Linked DNA regions of Mus musculus: region 2 is linked to region 1. The links are chromatin loops, found by intact Hi-C in ENCODE. Cell type or tissue: heart. All regions are shown on one strand. Each heading gives the region's core, and the rest is flanking DNA. Links, peaks and the distances in the headings are about the cores only. Region 1 holds the start of St8sia6 (ST8 alpha-N-acetyl-neuraminide alpha-2,8-sialyltransferase 6). Region 2 overlaps St8sia6 (ST8 alpha-N-acetyl-neuraminide alpha-2,8-sialyltransferase 6).

Region 1 (16,127 bases), core at 4,700-12,699:
CATCAATAATACAAATTACTGGACACAAAGATGTCCAATAAAACAGTTGTTTTAAAGCAAGCAGAGATGACTCTGGTCAAAGGTGGGTGGACAAATTGCCCTTGAAGATCTCTTGGTAATTTGGTGTCAACTGTCCACGGAACGTCGTGGGAAGGTGCCATGCAATGCCAGTCTACTCAAACGTTACCAAGTTCCTGGCAGCTTTCAGGCACGTGGGAGGATCCAACTGAGCAACCCAGTTTGCAAACTTTTTGAAGTGGGTCCTTTCTGCTCTTCTCTTCAGTCCTCCAGGTTCTAGCTCAGGGCCTCAGCTACATAGCAGAGTCGCAATGTGATTGGGTGGGTCACTTGGGGCCAAGCGCGCACTCGGGCGAAGGTGAGAGCAGCTGAAAAGTTGGAGCCCAATCAGCGCGGAGTTGAGCGCTCATACCCCAACCTTCAGGTGACCCCGCGTGGCGGCGGCGGCAGCAGTAGGCAGAGGCAGCGGCGGCTGCAGCGACCAGAGCCCGCAGCGGCTCCGAGCGCCTCCGGGAGGACAAGCGACGAGCTTGGAGAATCGTCATCCGCTAGCTGTCCGCCAGCTTCGCCAGCTTCGGCGGCCGGGGCTGGCTTGGAAGAAGCGAGCGAGCCCGAACGCGGCTTCTTCGGCTCGGTGCCCAGCAACACTGTTGCAGGCTGGGCTCTGGGCAGCCCCCAGAGTGCGGGCCCGCGCCACCGCCTTTGAACGCTGGGGGTGTGCGTGGCAGCGGCCGCGGTGGCGGCGGCGGCGAAGGCGGTGACCGGAGCGGCGAGTCGGTGCCGCCCGGGCTGCGCTTCGCCCCGGCAGCTTTGGCGGCGAGGACGCCCGTGGCTCAGGATGAGATCGGGGGGCACGCTGTTCGCCCTCATAGGCAGCCTGATGCTGCTGCTCCTCCTGCGTATGCTCTGGTGCCCAGCCGACGCGCCTGCCCGCTCCAGGTAATTCCCCGGCCTCAACTCGCCCCACCTGAAAGGTCCGGTGCGCCCACGCTGTGCTCTGGGTGTTGCTTCCAGGGGACGCCCGGAAAGATCCGGGTGACTGACCACTTTAGACTTTTGACTAAGCAGCTCCTTGAGGGTAGGGTGGAGATCAGGGGTCGCGGAGAGGCGACGCTTGGCCGGATGTCTTGGTTTGAAGTGGAAAGGGACACGTCGGGGTTGGGAGGGCTCCGGATAGTGCCTCTGTGGGCGAGGGAGCTGCAGAGCGGAACCTCCTGAAGAGGTTTCCCGCCAGGCTCCAGGACTCCCCCATTCTACTCCTGGTTTTGTCCTATGGGATTTTTCCTGTCTAACTTCAAGATTAGGGACCCATCCCGGGAGCTGGGGTGCACAAAGATGCTCTGATTACGTCTGGAGTGCAGTGCCCAGTCTGCCAGCCACACTGGCTTCCAACGCGGTGTAATAACTTAGTTTTCTCCCTGGCTGTGCAGGCTGTTGATGGAGGGAAGCAGAGAGGACACCAGTGGTACCTCAGCTGCACTGAAGACACTCTGGAGCCCGACAACCCCGGTACCACGCACCAGGAACAGGTACTAAGGCCACTAGGGACAGATGGACAAGGTCTGGGCAAGACTGCGAGACCCGTGGAACTCACTTGAGCGTTTTGCCTGGATATCTCTGTCTGTCTGTCTCTGTCTGTCTTTGACAGAGAGAGAGAGAGAGAGAGAGAGAGAGAGAGAGAGAGAGAGAGAGAGAGAGAGAGAGAGAGAGAGAGAGACTACGCACATCAACCTTTAAAAACACATCTCTCCATATCGGCTACACTTTCAAAGATGGGTACTGAATTCTGTAGATAAAGGTGTGTGGAAAACCCCAGAGAAGGCACTTGTCTATCTTTACTGAGAGATTTGGTTTGTGGGTTTTGTTTTCTGTTCTTTAAAGTGCATCTGTGTTGAGATCGAAGGAATACAATTCTTCAGTGTGTTTGTCCTGGATGAAAAAGAACTTACATTTCTTCCTTACTGTGGGTGTGTATTAATGTACAGTAATTATTGGATATCTATTATTCTGATTATAGAAATAACACAACTTAATATAGAAAGCCATAGGGGAAATACATAAGAGAATTTAATATTAACTCAGAGCCCAGACCCAGGTATCATTTTCAGGTTAGGACTACTTTATGTCTCTGTAATGTCTATTTCCTATATGTGAAAAGTACATGTGAGATTGTACTTTGTGTTTGTGTGTCATCTTTTTCCCCTAAAGGATCATAGGCCTGAACATGATTTTACCACCTCCCACCAATGTTGCTTGTTACTAGTTATTCACCATCTTAATATTCTGTAGTCTATTTAATAATTTTTTCTTTACTCATTTAAATGCTTTCCTATCTTCATTTCGTTTTGTTTGCTAGGAGACATTCTATTGAGTCTATCTTTGTATGTAAATCTTTATCTTCATTTCAGACTCATTTCCTTAGGAGGACTGATAGGAAGTTGGATTATTAGGTAAAAATGAACGTGCATTTAACGTTCTAAATCACGTTTCTTTCCAATTGCTTCCAAGAAGAGTTGAATCAATTTCTGCTTCCACACGTCCCCGGAGCAGGCTGCATCCTGTTCTGCTTTGTTATAACGATGGCAATTTTGTATACTGCCTCCCCCTCTCTCTTCCTCTTCATCCTTCTGTATATTCTTGGCTCTTGAATCCACCTTAATCTTCTGATTGCATGACTGGACATTGCTTTCCACAAGGCTCTGGGCCTGATCCTCAGAAAGATCTGGAAGTACTTAGAAGAAACTGCACTGAAGAATTATTGCCACAGGTGCCTCATTGGAATTCCCGAGTCTGGTAGGGACACTAGGAAATCCTGGAGTAATAAAACTCTTGATAAAAAGACTGATATGTGCTTGATTTCACCCAACTTTCTTGATTTCATGGAAGGAGTAGCTTTGCTTATGAAATGAGGGTGAGAGGACTTCTGCCCACAAGTCAGTCGTTGAACTATTATTGTTCATTCTGGGGGTTTCCTTTTGAGAAATCCAAAGCACATACTCCTTAGTTCTCTTGTCCCAGGTCTTTCCAGAGGTCACTAATTAATTTTTATTTCTTTGGCATCCTTCCTTTGAAAAATCTACTTGCTATACTTCTTGAACTAATATTGGCAATTTATATTTTTACTGAATATGGTCCATTTTTTAAAAAGATATTCTTTTTGTTTAAACCAGACTGCTGTGTTTGTGACAGAAAAAAAAACCTCTTTGTCCTTTGATCTATTTTATATCTTTCTCATTCATGATTTTTATTATTCATGGAGCAGGGGAGTAAATTGAAATTCACTACTGCTTGGCTATGTAGAGAAACTGGCAGTTTTTTCATGTCTCAGTGGCTGGCCTGCTCTTCCTTGTTACTGATCTTAGCAATATTAAGAGTAGCCATCATCCCTTGAATGCTTCTTGTGTAGCAGACACTGATCCAAGCACTTTATATTTATTAACTCATTTATGCTTTTGAACTGTTAGAAAAAACAGTTCTCCTCATTTTATAGATTGAGAAATTGAAACACACAAGATAATTTCCTGATGTTATAGAGTTGTGCAACCAAGAGTCAAATCCAGGTCACATGGAGCCAAGAGCCTGTTCTCAAACTCCTTTATGTGTACATGCATGTCTGTGGTGTGTGTGTGTGTGTGTGTGTGTGTGTGTGTGTATACTTGTGTGACAGTTTAAGCAACTCTTTCTGATAATATTCATTCTCTCTTAAAGTACACACTCCATGTATCAGATTGCCATTTTTGCCACTTCTTGTTTCTCTAAGATGGCATCTAGATACATAGGTGTAAAGGGGCATGGTATGTCTTAACTCTCCTATCTGCAAAATAACATCCCTTTTCTGCTTGGAGGCCACCCCCTCACCCCCCAGTCACTTTTCTGTTTGATGGCCAGCTTCCTGTCAGTGACCATTGTAAGAACTGCAGCTTCTGACTCTTGTTCTAGATGCTCTTGCTGCAGTCCCAGAGGCCAGAGGGCATCCTGATGCTACCTCTGGGGGATCTGCTGAAGATTTTCTTTCAGCCTGTCCTTGTCTGTCACTAAAATGTTTGCTTTTCTCTGTTGCAGGATATTTGATCATACTGTGAACCCCGAGATTGTATTATTTACTAGAGAAACCTGGTTTTAGTTATGGGTGTTGCTGAGTTCTAGCACGTGTGCTTAATCCAGGAGCCTTTTGGTTACTTTAAACAGGATTAAATGGAATCATAAGTCAAGAGGAGGAGCAAGCCACAGTTGGCAGGGAGTGAGCATAGGCCAAAACCACAGAGAGGAAGAGGAGGACAGGAGGACTAATAGAGAGCCACACAGAAAATAGAAGGAAGGAACATTCTGTTTGAAGGGTTTCTGAGACAGTGTGAAGAAGTTCTCTTTTCTTTTGTGATGTTGTTTGGGGAGGAAGGTCAGCTGGGTGCTTTCTCTGCCTCTTTGAGCCAGCAGGTTGTCACCACAGCATCTGGCTTCCAAGCCTTCACTGGTAAAATCCAATGATTGTTTTTGTTGTTTGTTTGTTTTAAATTGGAGGAGTTAGCAACCCCCTTCTGCCATTGCTACCTCAAACTTAACCCTGTATAGTCCCAACCTTCTCTCAGTAAGTCAGAACCCATGGCTGCCCTTTTCACCCCAATGTAAATACAGCCTTGATTAAAACATAAGCTTTAATGTAAGTTATGGGAAGTAGAGGGAAGGGACTGGGGAAGTGGCTACCCAGTGAGGTGGTTGAATGGGAAAGGAGGCAGGTGTATAAGCGCCCTCTGCAAAGTTCTCTGGTAACTGCAGCAAGATCTGTTGTTTGAAGGGGAAATCTTTTTTTTTTTTTTTTTTTAAGTAAAAACATGCTTTATTTATGAATACCATTTTAATGGTCTTAACTCTAAGGCTAGGCAAATTTCATCACCAAAGATCAGTTCTCCATGTATGATTTTTTTTAATTAGGTATTTTCCTCATTTACATTTCCAATGCTATCCCAAAAGTCCCCCATACCCTCCCTCCCCCCCACTCCCCTACCCACCCACTCCTACTTCTTGGCCCTGGTGTTTTTTTAAGATATTTTCTTCATTTACATTTCAAATGCTATCCCCTTTCCTAGTTTCCTCTCTGAAAGTCTCCTATACGCTCCCCCCTCCCCCTGCTCCCCAACCCACCCACTCCCGCTTCCTGGACCTGGCATTCCCCTATACTGGGGCATATGATCTTCGCAAGACCAAGGGCCTCTTCTCCCATTGATGGCTGACTAGGCCATTTTCTGCTACATATGCAGCTAGAGACATGAGCTCTGGGGGTACTGGCTAGTTCATATTGTTGTTCCACCTTTCAGCTCTTTGAGTGCTTTCTCTAGCTCCTCCATTAGGGGCCTTGTGTTCCATCCAATAGAAGGCTGTGAGCATCCACTTCTGTATTTGCCAGGCACTGGCATAGCCTCGTAAGAGACAGCTATATCAGGATCCTGTCAGCAAAATCTTGTTGGCATATTCGATAGTGTCTGGGTTTGGTGGTTGTTTATGGGGTGGATCCCCGGGTGGGGCAGTCTCTGGATGATCCTTCCTTTGAAGGGAATTCTTATGTCTCCTTTCTCCCTGCTCCCGTCAGTAAAACCTTTGCAGACTGTCCATGTACACCACGTCTGTGTACCCCACACCTGTGTACCCCATGTCCATGTACCCCACTGGGTATTTCTAACTGCCTAGGAGACGGCCATGCATTAAAGACAGAGAAGAAGACACACTAAGAATTAAAATATAACAATAAATTCTTTCTTTTTCACATAAACTTTGTCAAAGTCTGTTCTGGCCTTTTTGGATTTACATTTCCTCAAACGTATTTCTGTGCTCCATTTTATTTGAAGTTTTTAAAAAGTTATTCTTCTTTTCCAATGTCTTGAGCTGCAGGGTTGATTTTTTTTTTTATGTGCTTTTTCCTTTCTCCTTATAATGAAAAAGTTTGGTACTATACATTTTCCTTGGAATGGAGCTTTGGAATTGTGATATTATGGATTGAACTCATAGTCTCATGCATGTTAGACTGTACCACTGAGCCATTTACCTAGCCATAGACACATTTTAAAAGTTTTAAGACATAGTATTCAAACTATATATATATATATATATGTATGTATATGTATATATATACATACATATATATATACACACATACATACATACATATATATATATATATATATATATATATACATACACACACATATATATATAGTGTCTAGGGGCTTAAGGGTTGGCTCAGTGACAGCGATGGCTCAGTGGCTAAGAACATGTACTGCCTTTGCAGAGGACCCAAGTTGGGTTCTCAGCATTCATTTTGAACGTCACCTCTAGCTTCAGCTCTTGGAACTCCTGGCCTCTGTGAGTAGCAACACTCACAAGCACACACCCATATACAGATCCCTGTGCCCCACACCACATAATTAAAAGTAATAAAGCAAATATCAAATATATTATCGGTTGGGGACAGGAACATTTATTTACAATAACATTTAAATCATTTTTGTTTTTATCTCCTAAGCAGTTGAATTTTTCTTGAATATTAGTATTTTCTTAAATGATATCAATTTTATTTTTGAGTATAAGAGAAACATTTTGAGTATAAGAGAAACCTATCAAAATTCTGCTGCAGTATCAATGAGTGAGTTCCTAAGTAGTCAATTATTAGACATGAGGAATTGGATGGTTAGCACAGATATCCTTCATGGGAACTACACAAATGCTCACTGTGGCTTGATACCCATTTGTAGCAGTTTCCTCTGGGGTTTCAACATCAATGATGATGAGCTGGGGTCTTGTGGCTTCCTGGTGCTTTCTGACCATCAGCAGCTATTCTTCGGATGTTCTGGCTAGTTGGTGTCTGTCTTGGCCTACCTGGAGTACCCGAACAGTGAATTTTCCAGAATGTTGGGACCAAATCTTCACTTTTAATTTGTCTGGTGTTCACTTTAATGACCTTTCTCTTTAGGTTATTGAGACCAGTGCTTGGCTTGTGTCAGTTTAAGAACTGGGGGCAGTCAGAGTTCAGATTTCAACTGTAGTACATTCACATGACCCTACAAGTATTTCTGAGAACTCTTATATGTTTTAAATGAATACATAGAAAAGAAAAGTCCCAGGTATTTCAACTCCCAAAAGATAGCTCATATTTTCCCTTCTCTCTCTCTCTCTCTCTCTCTCTCTCTCTCTCTCTCTCTCTCTCTCTCTCTCTCTGTGTGTGTGTGTGTGTGTGTGTGTGTATGCATTTTTGGGGTACAGAATACAGAATGACAACTTTGAACATCATCTGGGCAATTGTAATGACTTTTCTTCTGCAGCATGCTTTTTGAGGCACAGTAGTAAAATGTAGAGATCTTTCCTTAAAGTACATTTTTTGTCTGTGTGCCACATAGGTTATTTATCATCTCTGATTTTGGCTTGTACCCTGAATGTGCTTTGTCCTCTGATTATTTGAATAAATTCTAGAAGCAGAGGTGCTTCATAGTGGAACATTTAAATGCTGATGTGGTTTGTGTAAAAATCTGTCACGATGCCTCTTCTAATTTTAGCAGCATGCAAGAGTGACAGCTGACCTGAACTCCAAGAGGGTTTGTATCCCCCACTGTGACTTTTAAAACTTCATCCTTAAGAAACAAAATTAATACCTTAATCTGGACTTGTTTACCCATTGTGGTAGGTTTTATTGTTAACATTTTGACATTTATATTTTTTCTTTTCTAAATTGACTTTTGATATCTTTCCACTGGTATTTGATTTTCATTTCTGATTTTTGAGAAGTTCATGTATATCACATGTATGAGATTTATGCTCTGTGCATAAAACATTTCCTAGCTTTTATTAATGTCTAATTGTTAGTTATTGCTATTATGTACTTGGTAGAAGTTTTCAGTCTCTCTCTTGCTGTATCCCTCATCTTTACCTTCTCTTCCCAGTTTTATTTTTCTTTTCTTTTCTTTTTTATTAGGTATTTTTCTTTATTTACATTTCAAATGCTATCCCCTTCCTGGTTTCCCTTCCAAAAACCCCCTCCCGCCTCTCCCTTCCCCTGCTAACCAACCCATCCACTCTCACTTCCTGGTCTTGGCATTCCCCTACACTGAGGCATCGAGCCTTCACATGACCAAGAGCCTCTTCTCTCATTGATGTCCCACAAGGTCATCCTCTGCTACGTATGCAGCTGGAGCCATGGGTCCCTCCATGTGTACTCTTTGCTTGGTGGTTTAGTTCCTAGGAGCTCTGGGGTTACTGGTTGGTTCATATTGTTGTTCCTCTTATGGGGCTGCAAACCCCTTCAGCTCCTTGGGTCCTTTCTCTAGCTCCTCCATTCTATGTGTGTATGAATCTTTGACCCTAAAGTAAGTATATATCTGTAGTTTAAAACTACGTAATTTGAGAATACTGAAACTGACCCACTGCAGCTTATTTCAGATACAGCGTAAGAGGTGGTATTCTTACCTGTTGTTATTTTCTTAATAAATGCTTTCTTCTTTGAAAATTCTTTCCTAATATAAACCTAATTATTGCTTAAAAACCTAGAAGCATTGGTTTGATCCCCTTGTAAATGCCTGACATATGCCAACTTAAATTAGGCTGTCCTTATTTCTTCTTCATTTTTATTTCTTCCTTGGTCAGTTGGCATAAACCTTTCATTTTAGCCATGGGGTGTACATGTCAATCTCTATGAAACCCTGGTACTCAGTTCCAGGATAGCAATTCCATTTTCTTTGTTTTTTTCCTTAATACTTTTCGTTGTTGCTATTTTGGAATTTAAGGCTTTGTGAATGCTAGGCAGGAGCTCTGTCACTTCCTCTTTTTAAGACTTAAAATATTTTCCCCTAAGACTTTGCAAACATTGTTCCCTATTTTCTGACATTTCTACCTCAGAATGAGAGACCTTGACAATTTTCTTTTCATAGCTTCTGAAGGAATTGACTTAATTGTTTGTTTTACTTTATACTGACAGCAAATTTTAAAGGCTGGTGAGATAGCTTAGCAGCTCAAGTACATCCTGTGCGACCCTGAGGCCCAGAGTTTGGGTTCCTAGAACCCACATGCATGCTGGATGAGCATGGTGACTGTGTATCTAGTTCTCAAAAGAGACACTGAATTTCCATATCATGCTGGCTAGATTAGTTGTATTGTCAATCTCTTGGATTAATTGAGAAGCCCTTCCTTAACGAATTAGGAGTAGAGTTGTTGAGGAAGGTTCTAGATTTCAACTTCATGCCTTCACGTGCATACATGTGTACTTGGTTTCCTTGCACGCTTGCACATTCAAGCCCTGACTCATATCGCACATGGAATCCCAAGACCTGGGAGGTAAAGACAGGAGGATTATGTGTTGAAGGCCACTTTGGGCTACATGAGACTGTGGCTCAAAACACCAAAAAACAAACAAACAAACAACAAACAAACAAACAAACAAACAAACCAAACCTCAAATACTCCACAATGTTATGTCTACACAATAGTCCCTTTAGATGAATGGTGTCTCTTTAGGCATCAGGCTTAGCTAATTTAAAATTAGAAGACCTTGTGATTTTCTCTGTGTGGTTGTTTCAGGAGTTCCCAGGTCTGCCTGACCTCTGTGATGTGGCTCAGGGTTTTCTGTCTCTAATTTCTGTCAATGTTTTCTGCTCCATGTGGACTCTTGACTTTTCCTTCACTTGTATTCTTCCTTTGCCCTTTTCCCTGCCTCTAGGGATGGGTTTTACATGTGTTCTCAGTGTTACTGAATTATTAACCAATAGCATCTGCTCTCATTTTTGTCCCCTTTAAATTAGTAAATGGGTTACAGATTTTGTTATTTATTACCCTTTCCTCTAGGTTGTACCATAACGTAACAGCTTCTCTCACAGAAAAGTCGTCTTAATTTTCTTAGTTTAAAAAAAAAAACTATTATTTGTGTGTGTGCATTTATTTGTCTGTGTTTGTCTCTACATATGTCTGTGCAAGCATGTGTAAGCCAGAAGTCAATGTGGGTTGTCTTCCTCAATCACACCCCATGTTATTTTCTGAGAAAGAGTCTCTCACCAAATCTCACTGATTCAGCTCGACTGGCTGGCCAGTGAGCTCTGGGAGTCTTCCTGCCTCTGTGTCCTTATCTAAAGGAGTTTTAATCCAGGTACACACCACTATACCCAGCATTCTGTGGGAGTGGTGATGACCAAGCTCCCAGACCGAGTTTCTCCCTTTAGCTTCACTTTGCTTACTCTGTTTACTTGTTGTGGTGGTTTGAAAGAAAATGGCCCCCTGAGGCTCATAGGTGGTGACATTATTAGGAGGTGTGTTCTTGTTGGAGTAGGTGTGGCCTTGCAGAATGAAGTGTGTCACTGGGGATGAACATTGAGGTCTTAGATGCTGAAGCCAGGCCCAGTGTGACAATTCACTCCTGATGCCTGCAGATTCATATATAAAAAACTCTTGGCTACCTCCTCAGCACCATGTCTCCTGCATGCCACCATGCTTCCTGCCATTGCAATAATAGATTAAATCTCTGAACTATAAGCCAGGTTCAATTAAATGTTTTCCTTTACAAGAGTTGCTGTGGTCATGGTGTCTCTTCATAGCAATAGAACCCTAAGAGACTTGTGTATATTAAGAATATGAAACACTTGCTTTCTAAAAGCTTTTTCTATAGCTAATTGTAAACATTTTTAATAGAAATTTATAATTTCTCCTTTAAAAGCAATTGACTGTTCCTACAATGTAGTCTCAGAATTTTGTGACATTTTTTAAGAGTTTGCTGTTTAGTTTAGGTACCACTAAAGGAGGGGATCTTCTACCATCATGATGTCACCAAACTGGAGACATTAGGACCTCTTGTTCTCAACCAAGAGCCTCCTTCTCAGAGCATATATGAAATGCAAGGCTGAGCCATAAAGCTCTCCAACAAATACCTACATTTAAAACTGTGGATCTGAAAAAAAAGTACAATAAAATAGTTTGCTATTTATCAGTTTTTCAATTCTAGAGCCCTACACTGCCTTTTACAGTCATGTTTTGGCCTTAATGCCTGTAACTTGAATGTATTCCCTGCTGTCAGGAATGGTGCATGACAAATGCCACTCAAATCCCCAGAAGAGCGAACTCACCCAGCTCTGTGGCAGATTATAATAATTGATTGATTTCCTTTCTAATTCTTCCCACGACGTTATTTTACAATTATGTAAACTGTGTAACATAATATATAATAACATAAACACAATTAACATATAACATAATATATTATAGTTGAGACCTGTTCTTGAGGGGAGAGAGAGAGAGAGAGAGAGAGAGAGAGAGAGAGAGAGAGAGAGAGAGAGAGAGAGAGAGAGAGAGAGAGAGAGCCCAGACAGCGCTCTTCCTGCCTCAGGAAGCAGGTTCCTTCTTGTGTGGGAGAAGAGACCTGACTTTCTGGTCTGAGTGGAAAGAGGGGCAGACTGTGGGTGGGAAGCCAATGTCAGCTTCTCTACTATTTTTCTCTGGTCTCGCTCTGTTTCACAGATGAAATCTACACCTCCTGCGGGCACTTCCCGCACATTCTCTATCTCCACAGCTCATGAGTAGAATAGCATTTCTTCTCCAAAGGGAATGAGCTTCTAAAGTGGACAGTACGTGCCACCTACCCTTGGGATTGTCATTTTGGGTAGACTTTGTGTGTCCTTTGGAGGATGTAAACAGTTCAGGAGAAGGAAAATCACGGAACATCTACTCTCTATGGTTGAATCCTGAAAATTGTAATAATTGGAGTTGGGTGGGTTTTTTTTTTGGCATTTTGTTGTATATGATCAAACTGGCATCATGACTGCAGGCTGTAGAACACTCAAGAGCAGGGTGCATTAGAAGCCTGTGAACTAAGCACCTCCCCACTCTAGCCCCAGACAGAGGAAGGCTGCTGAATTCTCCTCCCAAGAGTAAAGCATCATCACTTCTGAACAGGTCTTTGCTTCTTTGCTATGAGAAGTAAGGAGACTAATGTGCTCTGATGTTTAAGTCCATACATGTCCTTGAGTCTGTTGTTTACTTTAAAAGGAGGTTTGGGGTCTTGTATTCTACCTCCTTATCTTAATTTAACTCCCCAAGAATCTCTTGGTTATTCTGGTTTGCTTCCTCTGTGGATCTGTTCTTTGACTTCTGTGTCTCTACATAAGCTGTCCTATTTTGGAAAAGATTCAGAGCATGTGTCCCAAGAAGCTTGTCCCAGTAGAGGCTTCTGAGTACAGACTGCTCTTCCTCCTGGAGGCTTCCGAGTGTGGGCTGCCGTTCCTCCTGACTTCTCTGGGTTTGTTCCCCCATGGTAGGAGTGCCAGGGGAGCTTGAAGGGCAGGAAGAATGTTCTATTGTTTTCTCCCTCTTCAGGGTGTGGGAGTAGAGCAAGGAGTTCATGAAGAAATGGTGTCTCTGTGACCATCTGTCCCCAGAGGCTGTTGGAGTCAAAAATAAGAATTTTATTTTCTATCATGTTTATGGGAATTCACTATCATTATCCCTTGATGTTCAAGGGAAATGGGTTCCCCAAAATCCAGTTGAATATCACAATCCAAGTGTTCAAGTTTCTAATACAAAACTGTAGTGTTTATTCACAATCTATGACTATCTTTTGCATACCTAAATCACCTTGCTATGACTTAAGAGTGTGTAATGAAATGCAGATGCTATGTGCAGTTGTTACACAATATTGCCCAGAGAATAATGACAAGAAAAAATCCTGTGCATATTTAATACAGGTCCATATCCTCCTCACCCATCATCTCTCTCTCTCTCTCTCTCTCTCTCTCTCTCTCTCTCTCTCTCTCTCTCTCTCTCTCTCTCTGTGTGTGTGTGTGTGTGTGTGTGTGGTGCACAGAGACTGTTACTGTGTGAGTGCAGGTACACCTGACGAATCATACATGCAGAAGGCAGATGACAGTCTGAGTCAGTCTTCACTCTTCATCTTACCTGAAGAGTGTCACTGTTTTTCAGCTGCCTAGGCAAGACTGGCCTGCAGCTGCTGGGGATCCCCGTCTCCAACTCCTGTCTTTCCACAGGTGTGCTGGGATTCCAGAGGCTCACGCTATGTGTCTGAATTTTATGTGAGTTCTAGGGTTTTAGACTTGGGTCCTCTTGTATAGCAAGTGCCTTTACTCAATGAGTCATATCCCCGCCTTCCCATTCATATTTTCTGTCTCTGTTTGGTGAGGTTCACAGACAGGAAGGGTTGACTGCACTGAGTATATTTCTTTCAAAAAAGGGACTGGGATGATTTCCCAAGACTAGAAAACGTTCATCAGACAACTATTGACCTGAATGGCAGAGGCAAGGCTACTGACATCTCCATTGTTAATCCCAATTGCCTTTTGTTCAGTGGCCCACACTTCTTTTTCCACTATTCTATTAACAGTCATTTCCTTGAACTAACAGGGATTAGGATGAATTTGAAATACTAAAATCCCTGGTTACATTGGAGGGATGAGCTCTCTTGGACAGATGGGATGTTGGAGAATTACTGGTTGACAGCAGAAGTATTGGGCAGAGGCCTGGGCCCCAGAGAAAGAACCTCAAGAAATGAAAGAAGTGCATACCAGGTGCAGTGATTGGTTTTAGTCAGTCTTTAGGGGCTTCATGGCTTAAGGTTTTACCACCTCATTTGGGGCAGGAAGAGAAACACCCTCCAGAGGCCCTGAGGCTTGGGAAATAAACTGCAGAAAGGGAGTCTTATTCCCGATGCCTTGTTTTGTGGATTCTGCTATCCTTATGATGGTGTGCTAGCCTTCTGTAGCTGACAAAAGAGCTGAGGAGAAACAAGTTAAAGGAGAAAAGACATTTCAGTCTACAGTTCGGAGGGCTCGGTCCATGACCACCTTGCCCCTGATGCTTTAGGCCTGAGGTGTGCTATATAGCCTGGTGGTGATGTGGTGAGGTACAGCTGCTCAGGTCATGGCAGTCAGGAAGAACAGAGCCTCTGGGGGAACATGGATGCTCCAACGGATTGCCTACCAGAGACCTGCCTCCTCCAGGCAGGCCTATCTTCTTTTTAATTTTTATTTTTTATTAAACTTATAAAATTTATTTTAAAATATACAACTCAGTATTGACTTTTTTTTCCCAGACAGGGTTTCTCTGTATATAGCTCTGGCTATCCTGGAACTCACTTTGTAGACCAGGCTGGCCTTGAACTCAGAAATCCGCCTGCCTCTGCCTCCTGAGTGCTGGGATTAAAGTCATGTGCCACCACGTCCAGCAGTATTGACATTTTTAAGTCATAAAAATAATTTATAATGGTTAAATGCCTCTTAAATATATATGATACCTTCTGAAGCTAAAAGTAATAAGCATTCGACCATTTTTAAAAATCTATTTGGAACATTAAACATGATTGAAGTTGGAAAAAAAGCTCTTATGGCATCCTCTATGAAAGGAAATTATGAAAAGATCCTGATTAGACAGAAACTGTTCCATCTCCAAGGGAGAAAACTGTGTAACTGTGCCTTCATAGAATGAATTGGGTAGTGTTCCATCCGATTATGTTTTGTGGAATAGTTGGAAGAGTATTGGTATTAGGTCTTCTTTGAAGGTCTGATAGAATTCTGGTACTGGGCTTTTGGGGGGGGCTTTTAATGACTGCTTCTATTTCTTTAGGGGTTCTGGGACTGTTTAGATGGTTTATCTGACCCTGATTTAACTTTGGTATTTAGTGTCTGTCTAGAAAATTGTCTATTTCATCCAGATTTTCTAGTTGCGTTGAGTATAGGCTTTTGTAGTAGGATCTGATGATATTCTGAATTTCCTCAGTTTCTGTTGTTATGTCTCCTTTTTCATTTCTGATTTTGTTAATTTGGATACTGTCTCTGTGATCTCTGGTTAGTCTGGCTAAGGGTTTATTTATCTTGTTGATTTTCTCAAAGAACCAGCTCTTGGTTTTGTTGATTCTTTGTATACTTCTTTTTGTTTCTACTTGGTTGATTTCATCCTCAAATTTGATTATCTCCTGCTGTCCACTCTTTTTGGGTGTGTTTGTTTCTTTTTGTTCTAGATCTTTTAGGTGTGCTCTTAAGCTGCTAGTGAATGCTCTCTCCAGTTTTTTTTTTTTGTCTTGTTTTGTTTTGTTTTTGAGGCACTCAGAGCTGAGTTTTCCTCTTAGCATTCCTTCCATTGTATCCCATAAGTTTGTGTAGATTGTGCCTTCATTTTCATTAAATTCTAAAAAGTTTTTAATTTCTTTATTTCATCCTTGGCCAAGTTATCATTGAGTAGGGTGTTATTCAGCTTCCATGTGTATGTAGGCTTTCTGTTGTTTTTGATGGTATTGAAGACCAGCATTAGTCCATGGTGATCTGATAGGATGCAAGAGATTATTTCAATCCTCTTGTATCTGTTGAGGCCTGTTTTGTGACCAATTATATAGTCAATTTTGGAGAAGGTAACATGAGGTTATAAGAAGAAGGTATATTCTTTTGTTTTAGTATGAAATGTTTTATAGATATTTGTTAAATCCATTTGTTTCATAACTTCTGTTAGTTTCAATGTGACTCTGTTTAGTTTGTGTTTCCAAGATCCATTGATGAGAGTGGGGTCTTCTACTATTATCGTGTGAAGTACAATGTGTGCTCTGAGCTTTAGTCAAGTTTCTTTTATGAATGTGGGCGCCCTTGCATTTGGAGCATAGATATTCAGAATTGAGTTCTTCTTGGTAGATTTTTTTTTTTTTGATGAGTATGAAGTGCCCTTCCTTATCCTTTTTGATAACTTTTGGTTGAAAGGTGCTTTGATTCGATATTAGAATGGCTACTCCAGCTTGTTTCTTGGAACCATTTGCTTGGAACATTGTTTTTTCAGCCCTTTACACTGAAGTGCATTTCCTGTATGCAGCAAAATGCTGTGTCCTGTTTACATATCCAGTCTGTTATTCTAGATTGTTTGATTGGGGAATTGAGTCCATTGATGTTAAGAGATATAGTGTTTGTTGCTTCCTGTTATTTATGATGGTATGTTTATGTTTGTGTGGCTATCTTCTTTTGAGCTTGTTGAAAGAATATTAATTTCTTGCTTTTTCTAGGGTGTAGTTTTTCTCCTTGTGTTTGTGTTTTCCATCTATTATCCTCTGCAGGGCTGGATTTGTGGAAAGATATTGTGTAAATTTGGTTTTGTCATGGAAT
Region 2 (16,127 bases), core at 3,062-11,061, 100 kb after region 1:
CTGATTCCAACCATATTGAGAATCCTACCATTCCTACTTTTGAAACTATTTGTTGATTAAGAGTCTTTCCAGTACTCCAAGGCAATGCACTGAATCCACCCATATTTAAACTTAAGGCATTGCCAGTCTTCACATCTTTCCCCCTCTCTTTGGTAAACCAATCTCTATTCAACTTGTTAAACGATACTGTGGTATTGGAGCAGGACACCAAAATGTTTGAGCAGGACACTGAGCTGTTTCATCGAAATTAAACATGTTTGCCCTCACATGTTCAAGCTCACCCACTAAAAATCCTCTGTGAAGCTCTAGAAACTTGAAGCAGGTTTCATCCCCACATATCTTTGAGTTCCCACCATTAGTCTTAAGATTTGCTATGTTACTTGCATGATAATTACCACATTAGCTTTCCCACATTAAAAGAACTTGATTGTTTGTGTCATCAGTTACAGAAATTACTGAGCACAGCAACCATGCTTAATTCTCATGTTACTGTCACCTTTCCTCTCACAGAAATCCATATACTGATTTCAGATTTGGGGGAAGCTCTTTAGCATCAATTGATTTATTAAAACATACTCATGTTTCTGAGACATAAGGTGAAAACCTAATGTTGGAAAACAGTGCTATTTTGGAATGTTGGCGTTTAAGACTGATGTAAATGAAATGTCTTTCCAGTGATTTGTAAAATAGATATTTTGTGCCTATTATTTTGTTACCAACAAGAATTATGGTAACAATTGTATTAATTACATGGTACAAATTTATTAAAGCTTGAACTAACTCCCAGCTTTGCTTATGTTGGACGTTCTTAAAAGCCATTCCTATACTTGGGCTGAATATATAAGAAAATGTCCTAGGGCTGGTGACAGCAAGATGGGCCAGCTGGTAAAGGCACTCTAAGCCTTATGACCCGAGTTCAATTCCCAAGACCCTTGAGGTGGAAGCAGAGAACAGACTCCTGTGAGTTGTCCCCCAACCTCCACATGTGTGGCAGAGTACATACACATAAACACAGAATCCACAATAAATAAATACACTTTAAATTTTTTTAAAGATTCTAAAGTCATTTAGTAGTTTCATTGACAGGTCCCCAAAAGTACAGTGTTAAACAAAATAAACTTATATAAAGTGTTACATATACTAATTTTAGAACTACCTATTCACATTGTTAAGGCAGTTTCATTAAATTTAACTTGATGTAAATAAATAAAGTCTGCAAATAAACAGACAAAAAGTCACTTGGTATCTGGAGAGAAATCCTTGAGCTGGAAAACCAGACTGAGTTTTGAAACCAAGTTTTCAGTTATCTTTATTCAAAAGCAACAGTAGCATTTCTTCTCATTACCACCTTGTGAGTTTATTCTTCGTGGTACTTCCAGTATTTCATATCCTGTTCCAGGCAGTTTGTTCTGAAGCAGAGATTTCGTGGTCAGAAGCAACCATCATCTCCATTATATGCTTCTGATTATACAAGGCCGTGTTCATTCTTCTGAGCCACTGTTTTTTTCCTTCCCATTGCCTTAAATGTTTGTTATTTATGATTTGTGCATGATTTCTGTGATGACAGCTAAAAGCAGTGCATATTTTATTCCTGTTCAAATTTAAGCAAAAGCATGCACTTTATGCTAGGTGTTCTGGATCAGTTGTCAGACCAAGGAAGCCCCTTTCCATTTCCTCAGCATCAGGACCATTTTTCACTATTAATACCCTGTCATATCATTTTCTCTCTGCCACACTATTCAGCATGCCTGTGCATTTAGAAAAGCAACAGACCCCACACCATGTCATTACCACTGCAGCACTTAATAATAGGAACCAGGTCTTGTACATGGGAGATAGTTCCTCTTCTTAGCTTTTAGAATATGAAGTTTTCCATAAAAATGCATCATATGTGAGATTCACTGGCCTCTAAATTCTGTTTTAAAATTCTCTGCCAGATCACACTCAGTTATAGCCACATTGCTTCACTTACTGATATCAGCTAGGCCTCCCTGTAGGCTGCCCCACCAGTCAATCCTCTTGTCTTTATAGCATTGCCTACAGTAACTTCAGCACTGCATAGCCTGTTTAAGCATGGCTACTGCATCCCTGCAGATTTGGCTAGTCAGTGTTTTGACAATGTCCCTTTACAACAGGACTCTCAGCGCAATAAATTTTTCCTCCTTTGCTTGAATAATCACACTCTCTCATGTTTTATTTTGCCTTGAGTCCATTACCCAAACAGATGAGCTCATCTTTCTTAAACTTAAAGATACCAGTGCATATACAAGCCATGAAGGGAAACCTCCGTTATCTCTTGCTTATCACTTTGCTCTTTATACATCCTCTCGTCATATACTGAGCCTTGAAATAATTCTATTGAAGTTTGGCTCACATTAAAAAAAAAAAACCAATGTGTGTGTGTGTGTGTGTGTGTGTGCGTGCGCACACACGTGTGCACACGCCTGTGGAGGCCAGAAAATGGTATAAGGTCTCCCAGGACTGGGGTTATGGTTAGTTGTAAACTGCCTGAACTAAGTGCTCGGGCTCTTAGTCTGCCTGGGTCATGGTGTGTGGGGGGCTGTATATGTCAGAACACCAGGATGGGATTGGAGAAAACCTTTGTGGTGTCTGTTGTCCATTTCCACCTTTATGTAGGCTTCAGGTCTGATCAGAGTTATGCAAAAAGTGCTTTACCCATTGAGCCATGTCGCTAGTATGGCTTTGGACTGTGGCTGATGGGTTGTGAAGAACTTTGAGTGGATTGAGTTTTTATGAGGTTGAACACTCAGCAAAACTATAAACCATATTGTACTTTATATTTTATTGGTGTCCATAGCAGTAGTGAGCATTTGCTGCTCTCTGTCTGGTTCTTGAGTTCCATTTCTCAATCCTGCTTCTGTAATCAGTCATAAGTTGTTTCAGGTCCTTCTGTTTTGCTTATCAATGTAGTGCCCCAGTTGGAAGGCAAGGCCACCACACCATGTTAAGTTTTCATGCTCCAAATACTATTTTTCTCATTTTAAAAATTCCAATTACTCTGTGGAGAACTCACTGGACTCTGATACACCAATTCTTGTCACCTATAAGGGATTGGTGGCCTTCTCTGAAAAGGAGATGGGGGAAATACAGACACACTGACCACCTGGTCCACATATGCCAAGTGTACAGGCATTTATGATTTTAAAGGCATGTTTTTAACTTGTTTTAAAAAGTTTAAAAATAATTGAATATAACTCAGTGTCTTTAGCATATTTGCATATCTATACAACAACAAATTCCAGAATATTTTCATTATTTCTAAATACCTATCCCCATCAACAATAACTTCCTATTTTTCCCTTCTCTATGACTTCGGCAGCTGAGGATCTACTTTCTGGCTATATATGTTTGCCTCCTCTGGGAATTTAATATATATGGAATTATACAACATGGTCAGCATGCTTTCCTTTACCTACTGGCTTTTAAGAACTTTTAAGATCTACCCATTGTAACATGTTTAAGTATTTACCTCTGTTAAGTTGCCATGCAATGTCCTATTATGTAGATATGCTATTGTGTTTGCTAATGTGTTTCAGTTACTTTAGTTATTGCTGTGATAAAATAGTTCATCTAAGACTTCTTAAGGGCAAAGGGTTTGTATTGACTCATTGGTTACAATTGGCTGTGGTGGAGTAGTTACATCAGCAGTAGCTTGAGGCAGTTAGTGATATATCACTCACAGTCATGAAGTAGAGACCTGTGCATGCTTGTGCTCCACTCACTTTCTCATGTTTAAACAGTTGAGAATCCCAGCCAAGGGAATGGGACCACCCACAGTGGGTGTGTCCTTCCAACTCCATTAATCCAGTCAAGATCATCACCTCCAACAGACTTGCCCCAAGGGGTGTCAGTGCCCCTTGGATTTGCCTAAGACCTTTTTTCCTGGGTGATTCTAGGTCTTATTCAGTTACTGATTGAGACTGCCATCTGTTCATTACATGAGAAGCATTTGTTTTTGTTTGTAAATATGTTTTCATTTCTTTTAGTATACAGTTAGGAATAAAAATATTGATAACATGGTAACTCTGTGTTTAGTATTTTGAGGGTCTAAATCTCTTTTCCAAAGTGTCTACTGCATTGTACAGCCCTAACACCATGTTAAGGTCGAAATTTCTCTTTCTCCCCAATAATATCTCTGTGTTGTGGTTTTGATTTGCATTTCCCTAGTCATTCATGAGATCAGATATCTTTGATGTGCTCAGTAGCCTTTTTATGTCTACAGTAGAACAATGTCTAATTCAGTCTTTAACTCACTTTAAACTTGAGCTTTCATCTTACTTTTGAGTTGCTGCTATAATTTATAGATTTTTGGTGGCAAATTTCTGATCTTATAAATGATCTGGGAGGATTTTCACTCATTCTGTAGGCTGCATTTTCCTCTTTCTTGACTGTCCTATGAAGACATTTAAATTCTGATGCAATCTGATTTATCCTTCTTTGGTCACTGATATTTTTGGTTTCAGAGAAAATATTCCCTGACGGAATCTTTATGACTATGCTCTGGCTTGAATATGAAATAGCTTCCTCATGGGCTCATGATTTGAAAGATCAGTCCCAACATGATGTTATTTGAGGAATTATAGAAGCATTAGAAGGTCTGTACTAGCTGGAGGAGGTGAACTCCTTAGGTGCAGCTCCTCGAGAGAATATTGATTGTCCCTAACAACTTCCAGTTTCACTCTCTGTGTCCTGGAATACCATGTTGTGCTCTGAATTGCTCTACCGCATCTTCCCTGCCATGATGGACTGAAGCCCTCTAAAGCTCTTCCTCCCTTTAGCTGTCAGTGTTATGATACAGTGATGGAAATGTGTCTAATACAGGAAATTGATACCAGAGAAATGTGCTCATGCCTATGGCTAACCAGTATCATGTAGCTCCTGTATCTTTCCACTGATTTTTAGGGAGGAATTTGGTGATGTTTGGAGATAGATATAGGCTAGAAACACTCTAGACTGGAACTAGAGCTGAATCAATAATGCTGGCAAGACTCAAGACCACGATTCTGACAAAAATGTAGAAAGTGTGAAGATTTTTTGTGATATTTCTGACGGGAAAAGGGACTCTACTGAGTACTGGACTAGGGCTATTAGTATTATATGCTGGCAGATAATTTTGTTCATATCCTAAAATCCGGGGGAAAGCTGACTTCAAAGATGACAAAACAATTAGGTTCACGGAAGACATTCCAAAACGACACAGCATTCAGGCTGTGGCATGATTATTGCTGGCTGATTTTAGGTAGGTTTAAAGTTAAACTTCGAGTCAAAAAGCAGAGTGAATAGATTTGAAAACCTAAAGTCTAGTCAAAAAAAAAAAAAAAAGTTGTAAGTACTGGGCAAGGGAGTCCTTGTTGTTAAAGAGATTAGGGCCAGTGAAGAGAAGCTGTGCATTTTGCATTGCAACAACAGGAATTTGCCAGCCCTCACAGAAGGCTCATTTTAAAGGCTTTCCCTTGAGAAGAAAGCTGATAGAGCCCTCTCTTCATACAGAGCAGCCTAAGGAAATGGTTTTCTGAGACACTGAGCCACCCATGTAATCACTGTGCTCGGTAGCTGTTGTCTAAGGGTATCCACCTACTTCTCAAGATGGCAAACAGATCTTCGAATTATCCGTGTAATGCTAGTTTTGCAGCCTGGGAGAATGCAGGGGTTAGTGTCTTGGAGGCTTCCACCAAGGTTCCAGCAAAGAGCCCGAGATGTCTGAGATGTCTGGCAGCAATTGACAAGGTCAGACTCCCTGCATGGAGACCCTGAGAAAGATGCATGAAACATGTCAGTGGAGACCCCAGGATGTTGGACTTCTAGCAATAAAGAACAACTGAGGAGGGTAGCAGGGGAAAAGTGGAAACAGCTTAAGCTAAAGACCTGATAGGAATACTATGGCCATAGGAATGGTGCTACCCAAGTTCCTGCTAAGTAGCATCACAATACCATGTACCTCTGATGTTGCTCATGGAACTTCAGTGCTGAATAGTCTTACTTTATTAAGTTTTCATCTTAATGTGAGCCTATTCCTTTCTATGTTACTTTTCCCCTTCGGGATTGGAAATGTTGGAAGTATGTAACTTTTTCACTTCAGAGAGGCTCACAGCTAAGAGTTTGCCTTGGGTTTCAGAAGACCTTGAAACTTGGAACAATTTGGAAATGAATAGATGGTACTGGTTAATTTTTTTGTAATTTTTAATATTTTTTATTACATATTTTCCTCAATTACATTTCCAATGCTATCCCAAAAGTCCCCCATACCCTCCCCCCCCACTTCCCTTCCCACCCATTCCCATTTTTTGGCCTTGGCATTCCCCTGTACTGGGGCATATACAGTTTGCGTGTCCAATGGGCCTCTCTTTCCAGTGATGGCCGACTAGGCCATCTTTTGATACATATGCAGCTAGAGTCAAGAGCTCCGGGGTACTGGTTAGTTCATAATGTTGTTCCACCTATAGGGATGCAGATCCCTTTAGCTCCTTGGGTACTTTCTCTAGCTCCTCCATTGGGAGTCCTGTGATCCATCCACTAGCTGACTGTGAGCATCCACTTCTGTGTTTGCTAGGCCCCGGTCTCACAAGAGACAGCTATATCTGGGTCCTTTTAGCAAAATCTTGCTAGTGTATGCAATGGTGTCAGCATTTGGAAGATGATTATGGGGTGGATCCCTGGATATGGCAGTCTCTAGATGGTCCATCCTTTCGTCACAGCTCCTAACTTTGTCTCTGTAACTCCTTCCATGGGTGTTTTGTAATAGCCAGAAGCTGGAAAGAACCCAGATGTCCCTCAACAGAGGAATGGATACAGAAAAGGTGGTACATTTACACAATGGAGTACTACTCAGCTATTAAAAAGAATGAATTTATGAAATTCCTAGCCAAATGGATGGACCTGGAGGGCATCATCCTGAGTGAGGTAATACAATAACAAAGGAACTCACACAATATGTACTCACTGATAAGTGGATATTAGCCCCAAACTTAGGATACCCAAGATATAAGATACAATTTGCTAAACGCATGAAACTCAAGAAGAATGAAGACCAAAGTGTGGACACTGTGCCCCTTCTTAGACGTGGGTGCTGGTTAATTTTGTTACCTTAAACCAAACCTGTCAAACAGGTAAGAAAGAACCCCAGTTAAGAAGATGTCTCCATCACGTTGCCTACACGCAAGTCTGTGGAGCATTTTCTTTATTGATTGATTTAGGGGTGCTCAGCTCACTCTGGGGGTGTTGCCCTTGACAAGATGGTCCTGGCTTGTTTAAGAAAGCAAGCTGACCAAGCCATAAGAGACAATCTGTAAGCCACACTCTTCCTTGGGTTTCTACTCCAGTTTCCCTCAGAAATGGGCTGTGACCTGGAAGCTCAAGGCGAAACACTTTCTTCCTTCCACTAAGTTGCTTTTAGTCATGATGTTTATCAGGATAGCAAGAAAAGTAAGACACTGGAAAAATTAAAGGTATTTACATTATGAGGTGGCCTTGAATATTTGGATGACAGGGGTTGAATGTTATGGTTTGAATATGTAAATTTCATCAGAGAATCATGATTTGATGGCTGGGCCCAGGGTGGTAATTCTGCTTTAGGGAATGTGAAAACTTTCCAGTGACTGGCAGCTGCTCTTGGGCCCTTCCTGGCCACTCCCTGTCTCTCGGCCTCCTGAGCTCCTATGATATAAACTGAACGATTCTAGCATGCCTCTGTGCTCACCGTTATCACTAGCTTCGATAAAGAAACTTTACTGTGAATGAAATCAGTCTTTCTCTCAGTAACTTGTCTGTGCCAGGTAATTTGGTCACAGTGAAGGGAAAGAAAGTAAAACAGTCTATGGTTTCTTCAAAGAGTTTCAGTTTAAGCCTTTACATTTGATTCCATATGATCTATTTTGAATTAATTATTTGTGGCATAAAATAGGTCTCCAGTTTCATATCCATTAACCTGATTACCATTTGTTGTTGACAACTATTATCACTGCATTGTCTTGAAAGCCTTTTGGAAAATCATTTTGTGGGCCAGTGAGATCGCTCGGTACCTCATAGCCAGTAGAAGTACAGGCTTTGAACTTGTTCCTTTTGTTGTTGTGGGTTTTTTTTTCCTTTGCTTTGTTTTTTGCTTCTTTGTTTTGTTAAAACATGGTCTTGCCATATAGCTCTGGCTGGCATGGGATTTTCTATGTAGACTACTGTGCCCATCTTCCACTAAAATATTGCAAAGGCACATTTTTCTATTTGACTCTTGGCTGTTCGTGTCGTCGTCATCATCACCATCACCATCATCATCACTGTCATCACTAGGCAAGCCTACTTCTCACCCTAGTCTCTTTGTTTTGTAAAATGGAGATGATACTTACCTTTATTAAAAATATTTTCCTTATAATAAAATGCTTAATAGGAGGTTGGTGATTGCTTAGCCTACATGACAGCTGCTGTTATTTCCAGTTTAAAATATTTTTTAGCTTACCATTAACATTTCACTAAGAATATGTAACACTCTCGATATCTGTAACTGATAAAACATGTCTATGATGTAGAAGAAAAAGCAATAATTAAATAACTTCAGATCCAATCCTCTTCCTATGAAGAAGTATAAACACACATAGGCTGCAGTTTTTCTTCTGTGATCATTTCACATAGATTTTTCCATACCTGCTGTAAGGACCAGCACTTCTTATTCAGTTTGTTCCATTAAAACTTTCTTTGAACCTTTCATGATGGAAAATAGGTCACACTGAACACCAAGTACAAAGCCCCAGCTCTCTAAGCAACAATCATATTGAATATTATTTTCCTTTTCTGCAGCAAAGGACATACCTCTGTAGGAACCACTAGCTGTTTGTCCCTCCTCTTCGATATGGATCATTAAATCCCATGCTCTAAGGCCTAAACAGCAGTGTCGATGAAGTGCCTGAAATTTAATCAGCATAATTATGGGAAGATCCTAGAATTTTGTGAGCACAAACTAATTACCCCACAAGTGGGAATAGAAACAAGACAGAAAAACACAAAATGGGGATTGGCCATTCATGTTTGAAATGCTGTTGGGCAGAGCCTGAGGGCAGATTTGAAAAGTCAGGATCTATACAGAAGCTGCAAGCTCAAAGGAGGAACATGTGTATATATCCCAGGCCAGGCAGAAACAGAAGCTGTGTTTGGGACTAAAGCCAGAAGAACAGACGATCAATTCCTCGGGGAATCTTGGAAAATTGCCGTCGGAGTTGAGTACTGGCTTTCTAGGAGCAGTTAGAGGAGAGTTGTGGATGTGAGCCAGCTTTCATAAAGGACTGTGAGTATAGTCTGGCTACCTCATCCTCCACCTGTGAAAGATGTGGTCTTCCAGTATCTTTTGGATGCTTTTTACAGGTACATGCAATCCAGACTTGGTCTAGTCTGTGCAAGTTCATAAAATAATGAGAGCTTTTGAAAAAGGAAATAGCATCAGCACAAGATAAACCAAACTATTTATCCTAAGAATGCTTCCTAGGACCAGGGAATTGGCTCAGTGGACAAAATACACTTGCTGAGCAAACCTGTTGAGCAAACTTGTTGAGTTCTAAGTTCAAATCCCTAGAAACCTACTTTCCTTTTTATGACCTTTGCTTAATTGTTTTACAACCTCTTGGAATGTGCTCTGAGTAGGAGAAAGTCTGGTTACCATCTAAGAGCAATTAACTGGTGACACTTGAGAGACTGGCAGAGTTCTCATTGCAGCTTTGACTATCAGAAAAGAAGCTAATAGCAGTCCCATTAATAAAAGAGCTTAATAATCACATATATAATTTTAGGAATTCTTATAGGATCATCATTAAGAATTAAGTCATCTATTTGTCAATATAGCATCACTCCAAGATAGTACATCTTTGTGGATCTGCAGAGATCTGCTCCAGACAGGTGTGCTCCTACCTAGTGATTGTTATATATGTTTAATAATAACAGAAAAAGCATATTAATAGCAGGAATCTTTCCTAAAATTAGTCCCTCACAGCCATGCTTAGTGAGGGCTCACCTGTCACAGATTATATAATAATCCGAGGCAGGCCACTTCAGGATGATCACCTGCTAGTTATTAGCTTGCCCCATTATGGCTCCTGACACTTCTGACTAGTATTGGTTTGAAGACTCTTTTGTCAGATATTAAATTGGCTGTAACAGCTTGCTTCTTAGGTCCATTTGGCTGGAATATCTTTTTCCATCCTCTTATCCTGCAGCTATGTCTCTCCTTGATGTTAAGGTGTGCTTCTTGGATGCAACAGAAGGATGGGCCCTATTTTCACACTCATTCTGTTAGTCTTTGTCTTTTTATTGAGGGATTGAGACAGTTGGCGTTGAGGGATTAATGACCAATAATTGTTGATTCCGGTTATTTTGTTGTTGATCATGATGGTGGTGTGTTTGTATATGTGCTTTTGTTCTTTTTTTTTTTTTAACTTTGTTGGTCTGGGATTATTTATTACCTGTGTTTTCTTGAATGTAGTTAACCTCTTTAAGTTGGAGTTTTCCTTCGACACTTTCTATAGTGCTAGATTTTTAATAGATATTGCTTAAATTTAGTTTTATCTTGGAAAGTCTTTTTCCATCTATCATGATTGAAAGTTTTGCTAGGTATAATACTCTGGGCTGACATCTGTAATTGCTTACAATCTATAGATCTTCTGTCCAGGCCCTTCTGACTCAGGTATGATTCTAATAGGTTTGCCTTTATGTCAGGAGCCATCAAGGAGAAGCTAAAAACTAGCAGGTAATCTCCCCTGAGTTGGATCTGCCTTGGATTAAAACCTCAGGCAAGTCACATGACCTGAGGCAAATCATGTCTCCTCCAACTCAACCGCTGTACCTGGAAACTGGGAAGAACAGTTTTTGTTTTGTTTTGTTTTGTTTTGTTTTGTTTTGTTTTGTTTCCTTCTGGGGCTGTTTTGAGAATTAAACAAGTTAACATGGTAAATGCTTGGAGGGATTATATGTTGAATTAGCTATTAATATTTATTTACATATGGGAGCCAGAGACTTATGTCCCTGCTTTCGCTGTTCCTGTGTATCTGTGTGTCTGTCTGTTTGTTTGTGGGTGGCTTTGCCTCTATAGAACAGTAGTGCTGTGCATGTTTTCATTTCTCTCTGTTTTATGTGTCTTCTTTTATCTGCTGCTTTTCTATTACTGGTTTTCTTTGTACTTTTCCTCTAACTCTTGCCATGTCTCTCCTTTTTTCCTTCTCTGTCACATCCTGTGCCAATCCATCGTCTTTGTCCCATCTTGGCTTCTCTACAGGTTTCGTTTGCTTTACCCGTCTTCTGCCCTTAGCAGAACTGAACCTTTAACTACCCAAATAAAATCCTCCTGAATTCATTAAAGTCCTTTTTATTACCTTTTCAAAAATGTATTGTGTTTATGAATACACTATTCTCTATGAATCTGGGGGCAGAATCAATTTGCTCTTTGCTTACACTGACATCTATTGATTTTGTTCGCTGTGGTTCTGTGACCCTATGGAGGAAATAAATGATTGCTCATTTGGGTATACTTTCCAGCTAACATGAGTAACAAACTATTCATTACCTCCATTTCTCTGCTCTGGGGCTTTCCCAGTTTTTCTTTTCATCCAAATTGTGCTGTGACGGTTGCCAGATTGAGACAGAGATGAGCTTGACATGTTCACTGGCCAGAGCAGCCCATGCACGGGAGATGCTCTTGATAAATATCTGTGAAATATGAGTGGATTCCACCTGTCTTTGGAGAGAGTCTAAAAGAACACTTTTCACTTAGCATTTGACTTGTCCACTAACAGCCTTTATCTTTGTTTTCTGAACTCAGTAAATGTATCTTGAATCTGTCCCTTCTCCCCTTTGTACCCTATACCACTTTCTTGGTGTCAGCTTACTCTGTAAAAGATGTGTTTTATGTGTATGAGTGTTTTGCTCATGGGCATGTCTGTGTACCATGCGCATGTTTGGTTCCCACGGAACAAAAGCATGGTGCCCACAGAGGTCAGAAAGGGTGTCTGAGCCCATGGAACTGGACTTATGAATGGCTGTAGGTACTGGGAATCAAACTCTGGTTCTCTGGAAGAAGAGTCAGTGCTCTTGACTACTGAGCCATTTTTCCAACCCCACATCTGGAAATGTTTTATTAGAATATGTCATTGTGTGAAGTGATGTGCTTCATAAGGGTATTTTTATTTGCCTCTATATGACCTCTGTTTTCAACCCTGTTCATTTTCCTGTTGTCACTATAGCTAGTCCTCTTACTTTTCTCTCATCTATTTCCATGTCATATATATGGATGCATGTCTACCATATATATCATATGCACATATGTACACACACACAGTTCAGGTTCCACATATGAAAAGAAACATGATTTGTTTCTTCTGGGTCTGGCTATCTTGCTTACTAAAACAATATTCAGTGCTATCCATGTTTCTATGAATGGTACAATTTCTTTCTTCTTCATGAATAAAATGCCACTGTGTTTGTATACCACATTTTCTGCACCCATTCACCAGTTGGTGGACATCTAGGTTGGTTCCATCTTGTTTATTGTTAGTGGTGCAGCAATAAGCATAGATATGCTAGTATCTCCATGGCAGGCTGACCTAGACTCCTTTGGGTATATTTCCAGGAGTTGCTTAGTTTGATTACATCACTGCTAATGGAAATGTAAACTCATCCAGCATGCAAGTTCCAAGAGGAAAACAAACAAAAATAAACGTGAAATCACCTAAATGTTTGATTAGAAAGTTTTCTCCTTGTAGTCAGCCAGCTACTTCCTTTCTCTCGTCACCTGCTGCTTTCTGTCCTCTGACAAAACAAACTGTCATTCCCAAGCACAAGTTGTTAGTTCAACAAACATTTGCAGGGCCTCTGATCTATTGGGTGGTCCCCATGCTATGCCTTTATAGGTTCTTTTGTAAGCCCCACTAACCTGGAGTTTTCCCCATGTACCTAGGGTAAGGCCTTCTCACACCAATCTATACTATGTTAGAGTATACCAACAAATGAATTACAACTCCCTTAGGTAAACAAGTTCCCAGAAGGCAGGCTGTGTTTTGTCCATGTTTGTATTTAATAATTTGTAAGTTCTAATTTCAGTGATTTTGGGCTCTGCACATTACCTGCTGGCTGCCCGTTAAAATGTGTGTTGAATTGCTGCCTTGTAATGGCTCTTGTTTTAGCTGTAACAAAATGTCACAATCTGGGTTGTTTAAACAGCATAGTTCTAGAAGCTGGTTGTCCAAGATTGGGGTTCCAGGATAGCTCTGTAAGGGTCAGATTAGATCCTTTCTCTGGGAACCAACTTCATATGCTGATGGCTCTATCCTCACGACCTTATCTATCCATAGTCATCTTCCAACGACTCCTTCTCCTAACACCATCTTATTGGGGGCTACACATTTTGGGGGATTCAGACACTCACATCCCTCTGTACCTTGAAGCTTCGTGGGTTCACTAATTCTTCCCCCTTATAGTTATTGTGTCTGATTCAGTTGTCTTGGGTTTTACCCTGTTCTCTCCAGACAGGCCTTAGGTAATATGCCTTTGAAAGAAAAGCTTCCACATAGACACTACACAGCAACAATGGTTCATCACAATACAACACATATTTCCCTCTCCTCTTAGCCAATCTTCCTTTAATTATGTAATTTAAGACCACATTCAAATGTGACAGTGGTCTACAATGCTGATTTACAGCGAGATAACTAAAATTTGTCAGGCTTTAGCATTCCAAAACTGGCCTTGGAGATCACTTAGTGTCAGCTTCCAGGGCTAAATAATTCCTTCCTCCTACCTCCCCTGTATCTCAGCTCTCACCACTGCACATACAGGCCCTCATACAGACACATGGTCCCCCAATCCTGAGTCATGAGGCTTGTGTGTAGAGGCTGAGTGGATCTTTAATGTGTGATGCATATGGCTTGAACTTATATTCAAAGTCCTTTGAACTCATGTGGTTTTCTTTATTGTTAGGAAATGCTTCCAAACATGAACTTGAGGATTCTAGACTAATCTATTGAGACAACGATTTAGACCAGAAAAAAAAAAAAGTGCACTCATGTGAATTTGCACAAATACTTTGCGGGGAAGGATCGCACACTGTGGTTTCAGATAGGCAGTGGGCTGAAGAATATAGCTTTGAGTTTGGAATTTTAATTTTGGCCTTGTCATTTACTACCTTACAATTAACTTGTCCTTGTATTTCTCCTTAATAGCCCCTGAACACTAGAAATATTGAGACAGTGATGTTTTATTCACAAGTATATAGACTACCTTTCACGGTACTAAAGAATTAATATGTTCTAAATACATGTGAATGACTGAAAGAATGATCACTCAATATGTAAGATTGAATGAGCATGATTTGTGACATCTTTAACTTTGGGAATTTGAATTGTCTTCATCTGTAGAAACAATATTAACTGTATGCAGTTTGTAGGATCTCTGTTGGACTTAAATAGCACATAAACCATTAGGCACATGGTAAGACTGAAGTAAACATTGGCATTTCTATTGGTGAGTATTATTGCCTTGCCATGGAATTGTACATTGTAGTCTGTGGCAGGATGGGGGAGGCAACAAGAAATAGGTGTCAAATTGATGTCTTCTCATTATAAATTTAAATAAATGAAAAGATGGACTGGAGAGACTGCTCAGTGGCTGAGAAGTCTTGCTGCTCTTGCAGAGGATCTAAGTAAGTGTGGTTTCCCACTCCCACATGGCAGCTGGCAACCTTCTGTAACTCCAGTTCCAGGAAATCAATGCCCTTTTCTAGCCTCTGTAGGGACATACAGCATATACACAAAGAGACATCCATAGATTGAAAAACTAAAAGATAAATATTTTTTAGTGAGAATAAACAAGAAAGTGGCAAGTAGAGGACTGCTTGCCCTGGGTGAAGGCAAAACAGAGTTGGATAATTAGTTAGCAATCGTTGGAATGATAAATAATAAGTCCCCTGCACTTGTGAGGATCCTTCTATTTTAAAATACCTTTCCTAAAGAGTCTCATTAGAATTATAGAGAACAAAGGAATCCTGGAAATGTAGCTCCTTTTTCAGACCTAGAAGGAAGGAAGGCAGGAAGGCAGGAAGGCAGGAAGGCAGGAAGGCAGGAAGGCAGGAAGGCAGGAAGGCAGGAAGGCAGGAAGGCAGGAAGGCAGGAAGGCAGGAAGGCAGGAAGGCAGGAAGGCAGGAAGGCAGGAAGGCAGGAAGGCAGGAAGGCAGGAAGGCAGGCAGGCAGGCAGGCAGGCAGGCAGGCAGGCAGGCAGGCAGGCAGGCAGGAAGGAAGGAAGGAAGGAAGGAAGGAAGGAAGGAAGGAAGGAAGGAAGGAAGGAAGGAAGGAAGGAAGGACCCTAATAAAATAAACTTAAAAAGAAGGAAATTGTTCCTATTGTGGAAAAGAAAAAAAGATTTAAACCACCTTGAAGACACACTCTTTTCTCAAAAGTGTATTTATGAGGCTATCTGAAAAGCAAAGATGAGTTTGCACATTTTCAGACTAATTTTTAGAAATCAAGACTAAACATGTTAGGCTTGATTCTTCCAGGACCAGCCTGAGCCTTGGAAATTAAACTCTGCTGAGAAGAAGCTCCTGACTTGTAGACACGCACAGGTGTGGGACAGCACACTCTCTTTTCTTTTAATTTTGTATGGAGGAAGTAGCTGTAGGTGGGACCCATCAAGAGTGTAGGGCACACTGACAGGGTCACTTGACAATGCTGATTCGGTACAAGCCTTTGTATCTTCTCAATGTGAAAGAACTTGACAGCTGCAGTTACATACAGAGTTTGAGCCTTATAATATGCGTAAGCTGTACAACGGCCAGTAAGGTGTGCCTGAACAGGCATGCATGCATGCACAATGAGCATAGGCTCTGCAGTGGTAGCCTTTAAGGTATGCCTGGCTATGCAGGCATTTGGAATGAAGGAGCATATGATGTGACCTGTAAGGTGTTTTGCTTCATTATGTTTTTCTTTGTTTGCTTCCTGGTTTCCTTGGTGGTTACAAGCAGCTTAGTTTTGTGTTACTTCTGGATGCTTCTCTATGCATAGACAAGCTGGGCTGAAACGGAGCATGCTCAGATATCACCCTTGCAAGGTCTGTCAGCTTGCATTTAAAGCAGGCACTGGAAATGTTG

The links. Peaks named below come from ENCODE experiments on the same cell type or tissue, not always from the same donor. Only the 100,000 strongest peaks of a DNase experiment are listed, where the experiment ranks them.
Region 2: it touches region 1 in a loop (2.2-fold over the local background); 11 of 42 quality-filtered maps call a loop at or near these places.

What each region holds. Positions count from the first base shown.
Region 1 is chr2:13,778,174-13,794,300 of GRCm38, reverse strand. It overlaps St8sia6 (ST8 alpha-N-acetyl-neuraminide alpha-2,8-sialyltransferase 6), which reads left to right and starts at 781. Exons shown (of 8, transcript NM_145838.1): 1 at 781-957; 2 at 1,449-1,547. The coding sequence starts at 857. In heart, for the core only: no CTCF peak of the experiment used is centred there; a DNase peak (open chromatin) is centred at 8,130.
Region 2 is chr2:13,676,121-13,692,247 of GRCm38, reverse strand. All of the region lies in intron 4 of St8sia6 (ST8 alpha-N-acetyl-neuraminide alpha-2,8-sialyltransferase 6), which reads left to right. Among named protein-coding and RNA genes, the nearest start is that of St8sia6, 110 kb to the left of the region's middle. In heart, for the core only: no CTCF peak of the experiment used is centred there; no DNase peak of the experiment used is centred there.